2 separate regions of the Homo sapiens genome follow, and region 1 is linked to region 2. A link is a contact called in ENCODE Hi-C data. All regions are on one chromosome and are shown on one strand. The core of a region is the stretch at or near the end of the contact, and the rest is flanking DNA. Distances in the headings are between cores, read along the strand shown. Region 1 overlaps COLEC12 (collectin subfamily member 12). Region 2 overlaps COLEC12 (collectin subfamily member 12).

Region 1 (2,700 bases), core at 144-2,643, 120 kb after region 2:
TATTGTAAATAGTGCTCAGCACAGCACACTTTAACTGACACAATAGTTAAGTGTATCAAGCACAACCCAGGCAGGGTATGAAATCAGACCACGTCAGCCCTCAGGTGGTAGGACAAAGCACGTGGTGGGAGGCTGGCTGGTTTAAGAGGGTCTTGCAGTACCTTCTATGGAGCATTTTACTACTTTTCTGAATTGATCTTAGGCAAAGAATGGAGAAAAACATTTGACTTCCACCTTTATCCTGTCTCACAGAGGTAGGCATGACAGCATTAAAACCCAACAGGCACACTGTAGCTACTATGCCCAGTCTGAGTTCTCAATGAAGACCAAAAATAGTTCTTGGTGCTATGCTGTCTCTAGTTCCACAACCTTCATACAAAACACAAACCCCTCGCTGGTTTAAGAGTGCCAGAAAGCACTGGGGAGTTAGGGCCAATCATGTGCCGTGAGCAACTTGTACTCATAAACCAGGCCCACACAGATGAGACGCTTTACACAAGGAGGGAAAGGCCGCCCAGAAACATCCTCTGGAGAAATACTCAGTTGGCCGGGCTCTGCCTCCAGTGCCGGAACAGCAGGATGACTTCTGCGTTACCGACGATCTGTTCACCACACTTCACTAGAGCCTTCCCACACCTCCGCTTAGGAAGGTCACAAACCCATTTGGGTTAAATGCTCTTGCAGCTTACTGGAAACCCACTGGCAGCTGATGTTGTGTTTTGAGAATAAACGATGTAACCTGTAAGATTTCCAGAAGGCGTATTTTCTTCTCCAACAAAGAGCAGCCCGCTGACTGAGCTGTGGACCGCAAGCAGTGGCAGCCCCTTGGCTGCTCGCTATTTTGAGTCTGGAGAGATTGTTCACGAGGAGCACAGGCTGTTTGGCAACATCAGAGCTCTACCCAGAAAGCAAAAACAAAATCCGGGTGGTAAGGAAGAGCCAGGCAGGAATGCCTATATACCTGAGGACCCTGAGCCCCGTACTCTGTCTCCTTGGTGAAGTGCCAGCCCTCCCACTTCTCGGCTCGCAGGTCTTAAAGACAGTATTTTACTGCTTTTCCGCAGCATTTTCACGGCATTTTGTTAGGATGGTGGTTTGTTCACATTCCCGAGGGTTTTCTCTTGGCAAGGATCAGTGCAGCCAGGTAACTGCTCTTCCTCTTAATTAATCTTAATTAGATTACATGTAACAGCATGGCTGCACAGTGAGGCCTGCCGATCTGCTGACAAGGAGCAGCTTACCCTGTGAACGAACAGGCCTGACTGGGATTATGGACGCGAGCCGTGTAAATGGGAACGGAGCCCCCTAAGCCAACAGTCCTCGGCCTGCTGACACAGCTGCACAGAGTACCCAGGCACTGCAGCGCCGAAGGAGATTCAGTTACAGTGAAGAAATCATAACAAAGACAGGAAACAGATCAGCACACTCTGGATTTAACACCCTCCCTGGGGAGCTCTGCTGATTTCTAGGCTGCAGATGTTTTTAACCCTGCCTTGAAGAATGTCCATGTCACATGCTGGAGCTGATGAAGGCAAGTACAGTATTGAAGCAAAGCACACATATCCCAAAAGTGGACCCAAATCATGTTGATTAGAGCTTCCCCCATCTCTGCGAAAAGAGGACACAACTGTTAAAATCTGTAAACGATCTTTTGGTGGAGTTTGATGAGCAGTTGCGAAATGGATGCCCACAAAGCCTGGTGTTTATTTACTTAAAATGAGGTGTAAATGAAGCTCACTAGACTCTTCCATGAAGGGCTTCCTAGTCCCAAGAGTTGCAAAATGTCTCAGCTGTTTCCGACTTTTTGCTCTTTGCAGCACTCTATACCAAGCGGAGTAGAATGAAAACAAGCCTCCTTCATTGCGCATTTTTCAAAGTGACTGCCAACAAAAGCTGGATCCTTGACTGTTTAGTGCTTACGATTGAGGAGACGGCGTATCTTACTGGCAGGATATAGGTAGTTTTCCAACAGTTACAGTAAGTTTGCAGAATTGGAAATTTATATAAGTTCTTCTGAGTTACATAAACATGTCTATGACTGCACAAAGATGTGGTTCGCCAGAAGCACTGCATTTTCTTTGTGGCAAAGGGACTGGCCATACCCTGCCAGAAAAGTTCAGGCAAGAGGAGGACTCTAATGTTAGATAAACCTCAAGTCCAAAAGTTGGAAAAAGAGAAAAACGTTCAGCTCACTTGTGATCTGATTTTGTCCCATTTGCAGTTCTTTTACTGTTTTCCATGAGTATTTTTAAGAATGCTCACAGAGGACCTCATCAGGGACCGGAAACTCTAGCACTCATTTCCTAACATACCCTTGGAGCATCTCACTAAGGACATATTTTTGCTTCTCATGTTAAGAAAGCAAAAGGATCATTTTAACTGCTACTGAATTTAATCCTGTGTTTGAACAGACACAGATCTCTGGTAATTCAGAGCAACTGTCTTTTCCCCAGCTGAGCTTGCTGACTTACCCAGACAACTGAGAACACACGTGGGTGGGCTGAGGAGGGGAGAGGAGAAGTGCACCTGAACGATCCAGGTTGGCCCTCTCCTCTAGCCACAGGCATTGGCAAACTGCTGTTCCTGGTTGTCCAGACCCGTTTTCTGAAGGCAGCCTTCGCTTCTGTGAATCGGTGGCAGCTCAAGACCTAGGAGCTGAGGACCCCCTGATGGGGTAGCTTCTCCCACTACTGGACAGAC
Region 2 (2,722 bases), core at 205-2,704:
TTCCTCCTACCACCCACCCATTTCTCCCATGTCCTAATCATAGGAATAGTCATGATATTCTTGGGCACTTCCTCTGGGCTGGGCCCCACGTGCAGTGTGTTGCACGCAGTGTGTCTCCAAGCTTTTATAACAACCCACTGAACAAACATGAGAAGTAGCTGAGCTGGGCTTGGGCCCTGGTCTGTGTATTCTAAAGCCCAGGTGCTTGGTCACTGTCTGCCGTGTGCTCATTCCAGTCAGTTACTACAGGAAACATCTGTTTACAGGATTGTGTCTGCTGGAGATAACTTAGGGAGAAGGGAGGAGGCCACTGGAATTGGTGTGGTATCAAAGAAAGCGCTGCATTGTTGCTAGATGGGCTGCAGTTTTGGTCTCAGTCTGCATAAACCTTGCCGGGCCTCAGTTTTCCTAGCCGTCAAATGAGGGTAATAATAATACCTATGTTCTAGGGTTGCTGTGAGGTTCAAGGGAGCAAATGCCTCTCACGGTGCCTGGCATATAGAGGGTCTAATGAGTGGACACTAGCATTAGCATGCGTGGGCTCTGCCTCCTCAGCCTTCTTCGCTCTTCCTGACTCCTCTGGAGCCATGCGTGGTCCCTTGCACCCCACTCCATCCCTACAGTGTTCATGCCTCTCTCTGTCCCCACAGGTGCCTGGTGGCAGCCCTCAAGCTTCTCTGCATTATAATTATTTCAACAGCCACCAGAAGGAGCCACACATCTCCAGGCTTGATAGGCAATATCTTCCAGGAAGAATCATGAAGATACAATTCCAATGCCACGAATGCTTCTAGCCACTGGATGAAACCCAAATCTCTGTAATGTTGCCTCCCATGTTTACGTGACTAGGAATTCGTGATATCTCTGAATCCCCAACAAGCCTGCAATTTCCAGATGTAAACTATCCTTAAATTATAGTTTTCCCCAACCAAGTATGTGGCAGGCATACCTGTTCCTCTCTAGTGTTTATGAAAACAAGATGTGAAGACTTGTCTTCACAGAAAAGCTTTGCATCCTCAAAAATTTCTTTCTCAACTGAAAAATAGTAGCATTTGTCTGTGAAGTTCTTCCAGTGAGGCGGGCAGCCTAGGAATGCAAAAGTGGAAAACATTGATTAAAAGATCACAGAAAGCACTCTGCCTTTCTTCAGCTGTGTTTCAGAGGCCAAAACTGTGGTCCCGCTGGGAGCAGCCTGAGCGTCCCTGCACGAGGCCCACAGCTGACGTTCACGGACGTGCTCGCAGCAAGCATGACCCAAAGTGGACTGCAGAGCACAAGCCAAAACCACATAATCTGGAAAAGATCTTTGACTGGGTCTTTGTTCTTCTGTGTCTGGATCCGTCTTCACAATGACAGAAATAACAGAAGCAACAACAAGAAGCAGGGCAGGCACAGATGTTCAGCGTCAGTCTGGAATCATACGGAACCCAGGAACACTTGGATGTGAGAACCCAGCACCAAAACTGGGCTCACGGATCAACAAAAATAACCCGGGCCTCACCGACCAAAATCAAGTAGAATAGCGGTTGGGTCAAAGGAGAGAAAAATAGGCTTGGTTGCTAACCAAACATTCGAGTTTTGCCAAAGGTTTAATTATCAAAAGACTAGAAGGCACCGTAACATCTAACACCTTTCTCAAAAAGAAATTAAATGTAGTCATCAATAGCAGAGGGTTCCATCCACATGTTGATGGAGCTAACCGAGGGAGCCCATCTATCTCCAGAGTGAGGATGTAAAACGAGGGAAGAGCGCTCAGGGCGGCCAGCAGGCTTCCCTGAAGGAAATGTTTTGCATTGTGTTTGTCTTCTGAGGGCTGGCTCCTATAAATAAACAAGTGCAAGAGCCAGGTGCAGTGGCTCCCACCTGGAATCCCAGCACTTTGCAAGACTGAGGCAGGAGGGTTGCTTGAGGCCAGGAGTTCAAGACCAGCCTGGGCAACATAGCAAGACCCTGTCTCTACAAAAAGGAAAATAAAAAATTAGCCAGGTGTGGTGGCATACCCCTGTGGTCCCAGCTACGCAGGAGTCTGAGTGGGAAGATCACCTAAGCCCAGGAGGTCAAAGCTGCAGTGAGCTATGTTTGCACTACTTCACTTCGTCATTCCAGCCTGGGTGACAGAGTGAGACCCTGTCCCATACATACACACATAATACATAAAACAAATGAGCACTAGAGAACCCAATGGCGTTTAGAGAGAAACACATGCCTGGTATGGAGGCCTGTTCTGGCAGCAGGGCTCCTGTGCCAGCCCCTATGATGCCTTTGCTGTTAAATAATATGCAGCGGGGGACAAGACGTGGTGGCTCACACCTGTAATCCCAGCACTTTGGGAGACTAAGGTAGGTGGATCACTTGAGGCCAGGAGTTTGAGACCAGCCTGGCCAACACGGTGAAACCCCCTCTCTACTAAAAATACAAAAATTAGCTGGCTGTGGGGGCACACGCTTGTAGTCCCAGCTACCTGGGAGGCTAAGGCAGGAGAATCACTTGAACCCGGGATGTGGAGGTTGCAGTGAGCCGAGATCACGCCACTGCACTCCAGCCTGGGCAACAGAGTGAGACCCTGTCTCAAAACAAAAACAAAAACAAAAATAACATGGGTGGGGCCACACACTGGGGGTTGGCTCAGTCTCAAGCACATGCACTGCCCTGTCCCCCTGGCTGGAGGGAGGGCTTGGACTTACCATTGTCCTCCGGTGCTGGGGTTGGCTCATTCTGCAGG

The links. Hi-C counts contacts between places; a loop is a spot of excess contacts on that map. Pooled maps may share reads with other maps.
Region 1: a map of heart left ventricle shows a loop between it and region 2 (3-fold over the local background). The contact joins two enhancer-like sites. A Hi-C loop is called at or near these places in 7 of 168 maps with a recorded cell type or tissue (CD14-positive monocyte, Right ventricle myocardium inferior, cardiac septum and 2 more) and 11 of 50 pooled maps.

What each region holds. Positions count from the first base shown.
Region 1 is chr18:455,943-458,642 of GRCh38, forward strand. All of the region lies in intron 2 of COLEC12 (collectin subfamily member 12), which reads right to left. Among named protein-coding and RNA genes, the nearest start is that of COLEC12, 43 kb to the right of the region's middle. Within about 2 kb of position 1,394, at least 19 of the 41 ENCODE cell types and tissues checked have a DNase peak (open chromatin) inside an H3K27ac peak, as active enhancers do; they include sigmoid colon, where a contact is called at or near this core.
Region 2 is chr18:332,058-334,779 of GRCh38, forward strand. It overlaps COLEC12 (collectin subfamily member 12), which reads right to left. Exons shown (of 10, transcript NM_130386.3): 6 at 2,685-2,722; 7 at 950-1,086. Among named protein-coding and RNA genes, the nearest start is that of THOC1, 65 kb to the left of the region's middle. Within about 2 kb of position 1,455, at least 9 of the 41 ENCODE cell types and tissues checked have a DNase peak (open chromatin) inside an H3K27ac peak, as active enhancers do; they include sigmoid colon, where a contact is called at or near this core.